Linked DNA regions of Homo sapiens: region 2 is linked to region 1. Evidence: read pairs that join two places in POLR2A ChIA-PET (ENCODE). Cell type or tissue: PC-9. All regions are shown on one strand. Each heading gives the region's core, and the rest is flanking DNA. Links, peaks and the distances in the headings are about the cores only. Region 1 overlaps SLC31A2 (solute carrier family 31 member 2). Region 2 overlaps SNX30 (sorting nexin family member 30).

Region 1 (2,912 bases), core at 223-2,722:
CTCCCAGCTCTGCCAGGAACCAGCTGCGTGGCCTTGAGCTGCTGACACGCAGAAAGCCCCCTGTGGACCCAGTCTCCTCGTCTGTAAGATGAGGACAGGACTCTAGGAACCCTTTCCCTTGGTTTGGCCTCACTTTCACAGGCTCCCATCTTGAACTCTATCTACTCTTCCTGAAACCTTGTAAAAGAAAAAAGTGCTAGCCTGGGCAACATGGCAAAACCCTGTCTCTACAAAAAATACAAAAATTAGTTGGGTGTGGTGGCATGTGCCTGTAGTCCCAGCTACTTGGGAGGTGCTGAGGTGGGAGGATCACTTGAGCCCGGGAGGTGGAGGTTGCAGTGAGCCAAGATCATGCCACTGCACTCCAGCCTGAGTAATAGAGTAAGACTCTGTCTCAAAAACAACAACAATAACAGTGAGTGTGCCTCTGTTTCCGGGTTGGATGGGGCACCACATCTATGCATCTCTCAGATTTGGACGCTGCAGCCTGGGGTTTGGTAGAGACCTGGGACTAACCTGGCTGTTCTACTCCCTACACTCAGCTAACATGCCTTTCAGTGCCAAAAGGGGTCTGACTTGTGTCACCAACCCCTGCCTGCGCCTACCCAGGGACTGGGCTCACTGGAGACCGTGGAGCTGCAGGACAGAGAAAGAAATGTGAAAGCATCTGATTGGACAGAACAGCCACACAGCTCTGTGTCTTCTGAGGGACTGCATGTGCCTGTACCACGTTCACCTTCCATTTATTATGTGTCACTCCCTGTGACATCTCCGCAGGTGCCTACTATTATTAACCTCTTTAACAAGGAAGGTACATAAAAGCCCACTTATCTCCCCATGGTCACTCGGCAATCAGGTACCCAGAGCCAGAGAGTTTTCTGGAAAGCCTGTACTGGTTCTCAAACCTTAGTGTACTGGGTGTTTCTGGGACAGGTGTTTCTAGGACAGGTGTTTGTTGGGGGTCACACTTTGAGAAATCATAGGAACCATGATGGTCTCCTGTCAACCAGTAGGGACTGGTCAAGTAAATTATATGAGAGCTTCAAAATGGAAATCTAGGCGGTCACATCACAACATGATAAAGATCATGTTGAAGACTTTAAAAAATGTTGAAGAGTTTAAAAATAAGAATAGCTTTTACCCCCCACCCCCAATGGCACTAGCTCAATGTAAAAAGCTGACACAGTACCGAAAAGAAAGTAAAAAATCATTTTGAGTCTTACTACTCAGAGATCTCTCCTGTTAGGCTTTCAAAAAAAAAAAAAACATTTTGACACAGCAAAATGTTTACGCAAGATTGATATACAAAACCAAACAGGTACAAACAATACTGTGAAACTCCATTTACACCGGAGATGGCCTCATCCTCAGCAGAAGCCTCTAGCACCATCTCTGCCAGGTAGAGGTAGGGGTGACACCCATCACCCCTTCTCTGAGTCCATTTGGTAAAGCAGATGGTATGAATGGAATGTCCCTAGTGGCTAATTAATCAGTCAGGGAGTTGCCATAACTGGTTTCCTTCTATCATCCTTGGGCCTGGGCCAGTTATCTTAGGAGCCCAAAACAGCCCAGACATGTTTTGCCATAGACCTGAACACCCACAGAACAGTAAGAGTAATTTGAAAGATTTCTTTTTGTTGTGCTAGGTCTGTGCAGACCCTGGCGATACAGAGATGAATGGGACAAGTCTTTGGCCCTTAGGGAGCTACCTGTCTATGAGGGGGGACATTTAAGTGAGCAAATAATTACAACAGGTTGTAGGTCAGAGAAAGGGAGGCACAGTGGAGGCTCCCTGGGGGTGCTGGGGACCAAGCCGCCTGAGAGACACCTGCCCTGGCCAGAGAGCAGTTGGCTAGGATGGTTCTGAAGCCAGAGAAGCAGGAGATAGCTGGGAAGATGAACTGTATGGTTTGTTCAGAGCTGGAAACACCCACGGAGTCCGAAGCCCCAGAGGGACGAAGACTCACCTGTCACTCAACCCTTTCTACTTTTGCCTTTTTGCTAGAGGAAAAGATGGAAGTCAGCACACCCTGACTTGAGAGAAGCGATCTGGGCTACAGTTTTCAATTAAAGGGCTTTGTGGTCAGATAGGCAAGGGGCAGGGCCCCAATCTTGTTTTCCTACTTGGGATGAATCTTGGCCTCTGAAAGTTTAACTGATTTGTGCTTTTTTCAGGGTGGGGCTGTGGTGAAGGAGGGAGCAATCCCTGGAACTTGTTTTCTTCTATATTTCTTCATTTGGGGTTACTTACACTTTGAGAAAAGCTTCCTTATTTGTAAACAAGGGTTGGGAAGGAGATGAAGGTCCCAGTTGCTAGGCTGACTGGCTGGGGAACTTTTGCAAGTGCTTTCCATCTATTTCCCTTTTTAAAGGACGGCTGATCATTTCACTAAATGGCCTACATACACTTCCTATATCTTTTTTTTTTTGTTTTGTTTGTTTGAGGACGTCTTGTTCTGTTGCCCAGGCCGAAGGTCATGGCTCACTGCAGCCTGGAACTTCTGGGCTCAAGCAATCCTCCTCATCCTGCCTCAGCCTCCGAGTAGCTGGGATTACAGGCGCCTGCCACCACTTGTGGCTAATTTTTGTAGAGACGGGGTCTAGCTATGTTGCCCAGGCTGAGCTTCCTGTATCTTAAATTCTATGACATTCTTCATGGGATGAAGAAAATGATATGACTTCTTCAAAGACGAACGAGTCTTGCAAGCTGTCGTTCTCTCCAGCCCAGGTGAACCCTACCAAGAAAAACAGCTTGTCTGAAACGCTGTTTTCTGACTGAAAGTGTAGGGAAGCTGGAAAGTAGCTGGTTCTGTTTTATTCCCCGAAGAATCAGGCTACAAACTTGACAAGAGCAGGGCCGGGGATGTGCGCTCGGTGTGCGCGCGGGGCTGCGGGCTGAAATGCGCCGGGGG
Region 2 (2,912 bases), core at 93-2,592, 400 kb after region 1:
GATTACAGATAAGGAGGTCAAGAAACTGGTAATTTTGGAGAGTTGGACAGATCAGCCATGTGAATGATTAAAGCCCCGTGGTGAGGACATGATTTCAGAAGACAGTAAGTTGGGGTCTAAAGATTTAATGAATGAGAGTGAGAAGGTGTGAAGTTGGAAAATGACAAAGAAAACAGTATTGGAAGGTCTGTAGTGGATATTTGTTTCCTGCTTGTCTAACATTTCTTGATTTTGCTCTGGCAACCACCTCCTCCCTTCCCAGGCACAGAGGGGGCTTCCAAAATATTTGTAATATTCTGTATCTTAATCTGGGGGTAGGAACATTTTATTAGTCTTTAAACTGTACAGATAACTTTTACTCTTTATATACACACATTGTTATAAACTTCATGTATATATTCCCCAATTTTAAAAAAATTCCTTTCCTCATTCCAAAGATAAGTACCTGATTCAAGTCTGCGCAATCAGAATCAGAGACTGGTTTAGGCGCCTGACCCAATTTAGACCAATGAGACACCAGCCCAGAGCTTTGGCCAGAACTATCAGGAAAGGAGTGCTCTCCTTCTGCTGGAGCTGGGAAGCTTGTTTATAGAACATATCCCTTCACTGGCATGAGAACAAGGCTGACACAGAAGAAAGCAGAGCCAAGAGATGGAAAGTGACAGATCCCCGACATCACTGGAATACCTTGCTCCAGCCATCCCTGAAGCCAAAATACCTGGGCCTTTTCAGCAACGTGAGCCAGTAGATTTTTATTTTCCTCTATCTAGTTTGCATTCAGCTCATGTCTTTTTAACTAATAAAGAATCCTAACTAATTCAGGGGAATGCTCAAGGTAGTCTCAATTGAACAGCCTATGTGATCCTTTTCAATATATAATCAAACTATGCCCCCCTCCTGCTCAAGACCCTGAAATGTCCCCTGCCCATGTTAACTTCCCACCCCATGGCCCTAGCAATAAAGGCCAAAGTCCTCAGGGTGACCGGCCACATTCAATATAATCTGACCCCTCCCTTCTCTGCCCCCAGCCTTTAACTCTCCAATGCTCACTCTACCTGGCCACACTGGCCTCTAGGCTGCTCCCCGACACACCAGCCCTGTGCCTTCCGGCCTCTGCTTCAGGCAGTCCCTCCCCGGACAGTCTTCTTCAGATACTCACCCACTAACTCCCTCACCTCCTTCCAGTCTGCTCAAATATCAAGTACTCAACAAGGCCTGCCAAATCCTCTTCCTCGCGGCCAGTTCTCCTTTTTCCTCCTTCCATGGCATTTATGGTGTAATACAGTACAAACTTGCTGAAATGTATCCAGTGAGGGCAGGGTTTTCAGCTAATTTATTCAAGTTCCTAGAACAGTGCCTGGCTCATAGTAGGCCCTCAAATATGTATCAAATGAACAAAAAGAATGACAGGAGCCTCAAAGGAGCAGAGCCTGGTTTGTAAAAGGTGATGGAGGAAAAGCCTTCTCTATTTTGAAGACTTCAGAGGACGTCTAAGTGACCTAAGGAGGCAGGAAGTAGATGAAGAGTTCAGAGAAGAGATTGAGGATGTGGGAGGAGGTGTTAGCCACACAATGGGGCTTAAGAATCCAGTATTAAGTTTTGGGAGGGGTACAGAAGTTAGAGGCTGAGTCAGAGGAGAAGCAGCCTGGAGCAATTTACAGATGAAAGTTAAAAAAGGAGAGTAAGGCTAAGTGATGTATTTACATTTTAGATGGAGATAGCCATATAAGGTCCAGTGAGGCTCACGCCTGTAATCCCAGAACTTTGGGAGGCAGAGGTGGGCAGATCATCTGAGGTCAGAAGTTCGAGACCAGCCAGGCTAACATGGTAAAACCCCATCACTACTAAAAATAAAAAAATTAGCCAGGTGTGGTGGCAGTCACCTGTAATCTCAGCTACTCAGGAGGCTGAGGCAGGAGAATCACATGAACCCAGGAGGGAAAGGTTGCAGTGAGACTGCACCACTGCACTCTAGCCTAGGCAACAGAGTGAGACTCCATCTCAAAAAAAAAAAAAAAAAAAAAAGGCCCAGTGAGTTTAGCAGGCATCAAAAGAATTAGTCCTGGCAACCTCTGGTAGATAGAAAGGATTCCTCCTTTGGGAGCCTATGAAGGGAGGCATCACACCATGATTTGAACAATTTGAGAAATTGGTGGAGAGTCCATCATATTCAGTCTTTCTCTTCTACCCAAGCACTACAGAGTTCATTCACAAGCGTCAGCTGGACCAAGACACCAGGCTACCCTGTTCATCGCACCATCTTGGGCCCTCAGAAAGCAATTCCCCTTTGCATAATAACCCTGTACTATGACCAGCCTGTCAAACCTTCATTCCCCTGGCCCAGAACTGACGCAGAATCCCTGTCATCCAGGATCACAACCCCAGTATCTAACAAGACAAAACTGGCTTCTTTTCAAAGACAGACCATAGCACTGAACTGTCCTAACACCCCTCTGATGACCCTCATGCTGCTGAGGTAGGAGAAAGCCAGCCACAGGGAAGGCTTCCTTCTTCTGGCTCTGACTCACCTCTGTGGCTTGCTAGCTTCTCTCTACAGAAATTTCTTCAGAGTTATGAGACCATACGTGTATGCCAAGATTCAAGGAAAATGTTACTCCTAGTCAGAGAAAGAAATTACAATGCTTAGCCTCTAAGGAAAAGTGGCTTACTATAAATCAGGCCCTTGAGAATGGTGTCATTTAGATGCTCCCCACAGCTGTTAGGAGATTCATTAAATATTCAATAATTAGGCCAGGCACAGTGGCTCATGTTTGTAATCCCAGCACTTTGGGAGGCCGAGGAGGGCAGATCACTTGAAGCCAGGAGTTCGAGACTAGCCTGGCCAACATGGCGAAACCTCGTCTCTACTAAAAATACACAAATTACCTGGTCAAGGTAGCACACGCCTGTAA

What was found. Peaks named below come from ENCODE experiments on the same cell type or tissue, not always from the same donor. Only the 100,000 strongest peaks of a DNase experiment are listed, where the experiment ranks them.
Region 2: POLR2A ChIA-PET joins it to region 1 with 11 read pairs; 3 of 35 experiments call an interaction of 5 or more read pairs at or near these places.

What each region holds. Positions count from the first base shown.
Region 1 is chr9:113,151,474-113,154,385 of GRCh38, reverse strand. The region is part of intron 1 of SLC31A2 (solute carrier family 31 member 2); the gene reads right to left. Among named protein-coding and RNA genes, the nearest start is that of SLC31A2, 1.9 kb to the right of the region's middle. In PC-9, for the core only: no CTCF peak of the experiment used is centred there; DNase peaks (open chromatin) are centred at 1,435 and 2,195; H3K4me3 peaks cover 1,075 bases; H3K27ac peaks cover 702 bases.
Region 2 is chr9:112,753,520-112,756,431 of GRCh38, reverse strand. All of the region lies in intron 1 of SNX30 (sorting nexin family member 30), which reads right to left. Among named protein-coding and RNA genes, the nearest start is that of SNX30, 4.2 kb to the right of the region's middle. RefSeq lists enhancers at 1-589, 625-1,238, 1,691-1,780, 1,239-1,853. In PC-9, for the core only: no CTCF peak of the experiment used is centred there; DNase peaks (open chromatin) are centred at 521, 1,251, 1,611 and 2,531; H3K4me3 peaks cover 1,473 bases; H3K27ac peaks cover 2,500 bases.